Linked DNA regions of Homo sapiens: region 2 is linked to region 1. The links are chromatin contacts, found by Hi-C or POLR2A ChIA-PET in ENCODE. All regions are on one chromosome and are shown on one strand. Each heading gives the region's core, a stretch centred on a gene start or an enhancer-like site at or near the end of the contact. The rest is flanking DNA. Distances are from core to core; before and after follow the strand shown. Region 1 has its middle 72 kb from the start of LINC02031. Region 2 overlaps DCUN1D1 (defective in cullin neddylation 1 domain containing 1).

Evidence for each region. Hi-C counts contacts between places; a loop is a spot of excess contacts on that map. ChIA-PET counts read pairs that join two places held with the same protein, here RNA polymerase II (POLR2A). Pooled maps may share reads with other maps.
Region 2: a map of HepG2 shows a loop between it and region 1 (4-fold over the local background). The contact joins two enhancer-like sites. A Hi-C loop is called at or near these places in 2 of 168 maps with a recorded cell type or tissue (HepG2 and OCI-LY7), 12 of 37 single-sample maps with no recorded cell type and 7 of 50 pooled maps. POLR2A ChIA-PET finds 5 or more read pairs at or near these places in 4 of 52 experiments (OCI-LY7, Panc1, WTC11 and 1 more).

The regions. Positions count from the first base shown.
Region 1 is chr3:182,714,952-182,717,588 of GRCh38, forward strand. No RefSeq gene overlaps it. Among named protein-coding and RNA genes, the nearest start is that of LINC02031, 72 kb to the left of the region's middle. RefSeq lists a cis regulatory region at 227-316. Within about 2 kb of position 1,345, at least 2 of the 41 ENCODE cell types and tissues checked have a DNase peak (open chromatin) inside an H3K27ac peak, as active enhancers do.
Region 2 is chr3:182,968,205-182,970,841 of GRCh38, forward strand. The region is part of intron 1 of DCUN1D1 (defective in cullin neddylation 1 domain containing 1); the gene reads right to left. Among named protein-coding and RNA genes, the nearest start is that of DCUN1D1, 11 kb to the right of the region's middle. Within about 2 kb of position 1,292, at least 6 of the 41 ENCODE cell types and tissues checked have a DNase peak (open chromatin) inside an H3K27ac peak, as active enhancers do.

The DNA.
Region 1 (2,637 bases), core at 95-2,594:
TGTTTAACCATTAACATTTTTATACATTTAGTTCAAATTAACTTAAGCAGTCCTGTCCATAGTACATTGAACTGTACATAATACATTGCATTTAAAAATGGGCCAATAAGCAAGCTCATGCTAATAAAATAAATCAAATAACCTTGTGACTTTGGGACTCACTGGGCATGTGTTCCAAAGAACATACCATGCCTAGTGCTGTGGATATCAACAGGGCAAGATAAATGTGAAGGTTAAGAGTAGCCCTTCAACTTCAACTGCAATTTCTCCAGCGAGTTAGCCACAAGGTCCAACTGACCACAGGTGTCTCTTTAGATTAGGTGGTGAGAAAAAGACTGAAAAAGTCCTAGTCTTTGGCAACTACAAGATCATTGAGTGTCTAAGTTGTGAGGAAGGAATAAGAGAAAAAGTGAACTAGTTTGTGGTCAGTCCGAGACTCCATCTAGATTTTAGGATGGAGTGGCAGTGAGGGGTTTTGTAGGAGGGGCTTTCACAGATGGAAGTCATACCAAAGTGAGGGTCTATCATCTTAGAATCTCCAAAGGCAGATGGCATGGGTTCAAACCCTAGCTCTGCCACTTACTAGGTGTGTGGTTAGCTTCACAAATAACTTTATCTTAGTGTGTCTACTATCCTCCTCTGTAAAACAGGAACTACAATGGTAATAAAGTAGTACCTATCTCACAAGATGGGTAAGTAAATTAAAAGAATTAATAGTGTGAGGCCAGGCACAGTGGCTCACACCTGTAATCCCAGCACTTTGAGAGGCTGATGTGGGCGGATCACCTGAGGTGGGGAGTTCAAGACCAGCCTGACCAACATGGAGAAACCCCATCTCTAATAAAAATACAAAATTAGCCAGGCATGGTGGTGCATGACTGTAATCCCAGCTACTCAGGAGGCTGAGGCAGGAGAATCGCTTGAACCTGGGAGGCGGAGATTGTGGTGAGCCGAGATCGTGCCATTGCACTCCAGCCTGGGCAACAAGAGCAAAACTCTGTCTCAAAAAAAAAAAAAAAGAATTAATAGTGTGGCACTTGACATACAGAAAGCACCCGTGTTAGCCAGGATGGTCTCGATCTCCTGACCTAGTGATCCGCCCACCTCGGCCTCCCAAAGTGCTGGGATTACAGGCTCAAGTCTGCTTTTAGCTTCCCTATCTTAGTACACCTAAAAGGGAAAGGAATGTGCTTATTAAGGCCCACTGTTTCACTGAGACCCACTGTATAGGTGTGAAGTTTGGTGATTACCCAGGAGATTTTCCCCAGCTCCTTCTGTGTGGGAGCTGTCTTATCTGTGTTTTACTGTTTGCTCTTTCAGGCTGCTTGTTGTTAGAAGAGAAGTGACTTTTTGAACTGCATGAGATTAGAAAGGGAGCTATGTCTGAGCTGCTTTTTGTTAAAAGGAAAGTTTTCTGCCAGGGACTCACCTAAATAATTTCTCTCTGCCTCCTATAACATATTTCCCCCCTCTGAAATGGAATCCCTAACTGCCGTTAGGGGGAATTGGGTGATGACTTCTTCTGGCTACTTCCTGCTGGAGAGGGGCATTGTGTGGGGAACAGCAGCTAGGGCTCCTCCTGGGGTTGATTTAAGGGTTCCTGGTAGAAGGGAGGTTTCATTTTCAGCTTTATTTAAAGCACCATTTGAAGCTTGGTGGTTTCTAGGTGAGAAGAGATAAAGTTTACAAGGGGGCTTAGAATATAGGGTTCAACTGTGAGTATTAAGACTGCCATTATTAATGGGGGCACAATAGGCCATAACCATGACTACTGAGTTTGTTTGATACCTGCAAGCCATTTAAATGGATTGTGCTATTGTAAGTGGGTGTATGGGGCTTGGCTTTGTTTAGCTTCCTTGGTCTCACCTTCCCTGAAAAAAAGGAAACCTTGGGGTTATAGGTTACCTGTCAGTATTTGTAGGATAATTGCCCAGAACTAGAACATGTTTCCAGATTTTTACATTACCCATGCTTTTTTGTTTCCTTTGAGCTGCAGCCAGAGATTGACAGAAATAAACAGGGTTAGTTTAAAATGTAGGCAAGAACTTAAAAACAATTAATGAGACTACAAGCCAATGACAGATGTATAAGTTTTAAAACATAATTTTTCTCTCTTTAGTCCTCATTTTTGTTAAAAACAACTTATGGTAGGACTGAGCTGTTTGCAAAACAGACTTTAGTTTTAAACTTGGTCTGATTATTTGCATAAAGTCCAGCAAGAATAACCATCTTTTAGATCAGCTTTGATGGAAACTTTTTCCATAAGGAATCTCAGATAGGACCTTTTAAAGCCAAGCCCAGGAATGGGTTGAAACCTTTAAATACATGCGAATTGGGTAAACTTCTTTCTTCTTGAGGTTCCAGGTGCATGGGGTTTCTAGGCCTGTTAGAAAGTGACATTCTTTACTCACCGCAGGCTAGGAGCCCTGTACTGAGAAGCTGTAGTCTAGGTATGAGGCCAGTTTCCTAAGGTGCTTTTTATTGGCTTTACAAGTCAAGCCTGACTCCTTAAAGGGGAACACACCCTTCCAGTCAAAGCCTTGGTAAAACAACCAGTTTTTCCAATTGTGTCCTGTTGCAAAAGAAAATGGATTCTTGTTGCATTGATGCAAACTATATTGTTGTAATTTAAGAATA
Region 2 (2,637 bases), core at 42-2,541, 250 kb after region 1:
GGCCTGGAAATTACTTTTTAATTAAACCTGATATAACATATTGGCATAACTTTTCCCCCATCCTCCTAAAAGTTGGAAGTGGCAAAACAATCAGATTTGTCTGGGGTTTTATCATATAGTTTTAAATCCAGTGCTCTGTTCCCTGCAGGGTCAATCACCTTTGTTGAAGGGAGGAAGGAAAAATCATAGCTTAAGTCATTTCTACAAGCCAAAAAGAACTATTCATTCTACTATACTATTCCTATCAAAAAGTAAGATAATAGAAGACCAGGGAAACAAAGATAAAAAACTGTCTTACCCACACCAACTAAAAACAAAATTATACAAATGAATTAATTCCATGTCATATCTTATTTGAAAAATGTTTATGTAATAAATGATATATATATATAAATGTAAACTTTTTTTTTTTTTGAGACGGAGTCTCGCTCTGTTGCCAGGCAGAAATGCAGTGGCACCATCTCAGCTCACTGCAACCTCCATCTCCCAGGCTCAAGCGATTCTCCTGCCTCAGCCTCCCGAGTAGCTGGGATTACAGGCACGCACTGCTGCGCCCAGCTGATTTTTGTATTTTTAGTAGAGATGGGGTTTTGCCATGTTGCCTAGGCTGGTCTTGAACTCCTGACCTCAGGTGATCCAACCGCCTCAGCCTCCCAAAGTTCTGGGATTACAGGCATGAGCCACCGCGCCAGGCCAAATGTAAACTATTTTAACTGGTTTGGTATAAATTTCCACTATATAGGGCAATATCAACATATTTGAAGAAACAGGGTGTACCTACCCACTTCCAACACCATAAAGGCTACTGAGTTCTACCAGGCCAAGAACTGACAGTACGGACTCCAGCTAAGCCAAGTGATATTGACAATCCCATTCCTATAAAGTCTGATAAGTACCCTCCACTTCTTACACTTACAATGCACTCTTACCACTTCTCTGTCAGCTCTCTGTTCCTAGAATACATTGTAACATTTGATTCCCTACTAAGGGAATTCAATTCTGTAGTCTCAAAGGCTATCCTAGAATAAAGCTGGAGTATACCTGACCAATTTAGGGGAGCTGTAACACTCCCATCCCCTTTTCCTAAGCCACAAAGGTGTACCAGGCAGTGTTCTGATTTTGACAGTATGGCACTAAAGATTTAAATTTTTATCAACACAAGGAAGAGAAAAAGGTGACTAACCAGAGAAGAATGATTTTATAGGGGATGAGAGGGTGGATAGAAAATTGAGGTGGAAGAAAAAACAGATGGATTTTTTCTCTGTTTCTACTACAAACCCAGTGGGGAACTTCCCAAGAGCAAAACCATGTGACAGCTACAATGATTCAGCACTCAAATGTAATATATGCCATTTATTTAAATACTTATTTAAAGGGAATAAACTAGAGTAATAATTAAATAAGATCAGGCAATATAATCTTCAGTATTCCAATGTTAAAACTACCTAGGTATTATCAAGTTTTCAAAGAAATGCAATAGTTGTAAGGCTGTAAAATGCATAAAACAGAATATATTTTGCTTTTTAACCCCAGCAAAAAAAGCAGGGGGGAGGAGAAATGCTATCTCTTGTAACAGAAAGCTAATTACAACGGTATCAAAGATTACCAAAATTAGAAATACTGTCATAATCTGAACAGTAAAATGAATTTATTTGTTCATCTTTCCAAAATATAACATGCCAAGTTATCAACACATATTGTTTTATTCTTAAATCTAGCATATTTGCATTATTTTTTTCACTCAAGAAATTCAAGAATTAAGAGAATCAGCCAGGTGCAGTAACTCACGCCTGTAATCCAGCACTTTGGGAGGCGGAGGCAGTGGGACTATTTGAGGCCAGGAGTTCAAGACTAGTCTGGCCTGGGTAACACAATGAGACTGTCGCTACAAAAATTTTTTTTAATTAGCTGGTTGTTGTAGCGCACACCTATAGTCCTAGCTACATGGGAGGCTGAGGTGGGAAGATGAGGATCACTTGAGCCCAAGAGTTCAAGGCTGCAGTGAGCTATGATAGCGCCGCTGCACTACAGCCTGGGTGACAGAGCGAAATCTTAACCCCCCAAAAAAAAGAAAAGAAAAGAAATTTAAGAATCACATTTTAAATAATAGTTTATCTGAAGAAAAAATAATAAAGTTTAAAAAGCCTTCCCATTAAAAGTATTTCCCCAAGGAAAAATAAACATGGAAAATGACTTTCTAGTCAACTAAGTCCTAACAATTGCAAAATAGAAGTAATTTTAATAAGTGATTTTTTAACAGCAAAAAAATAAGATCCATTTTATTATTTCCATTATCTTGAATTTTCACCTTCTCATCCTTAAGTTTATATTTCAGCCTGAACTTCAGAAACAGACACTTAGGCCTTTATATTTTTAAAGGAATTAATTTTCTAACTCAATTCTTGTTATCTCAGGATTTGATGAATCTAGCTCACAAAAGTCAATGCTTTCAAAATCAAAACACTTTTACGATCACCTATAATTCTCACTAAAAGCTCTGTATGTTGTTATGTAATTATCATATTGACAGTTTAACTTCATCTGAAATTTAGAAGAGCTAGTTTTAACTTTAGAAGATCATACTTTCCATACATAATACACGGTATTCAGCAGACATAGCAAAACGTTACCAATATC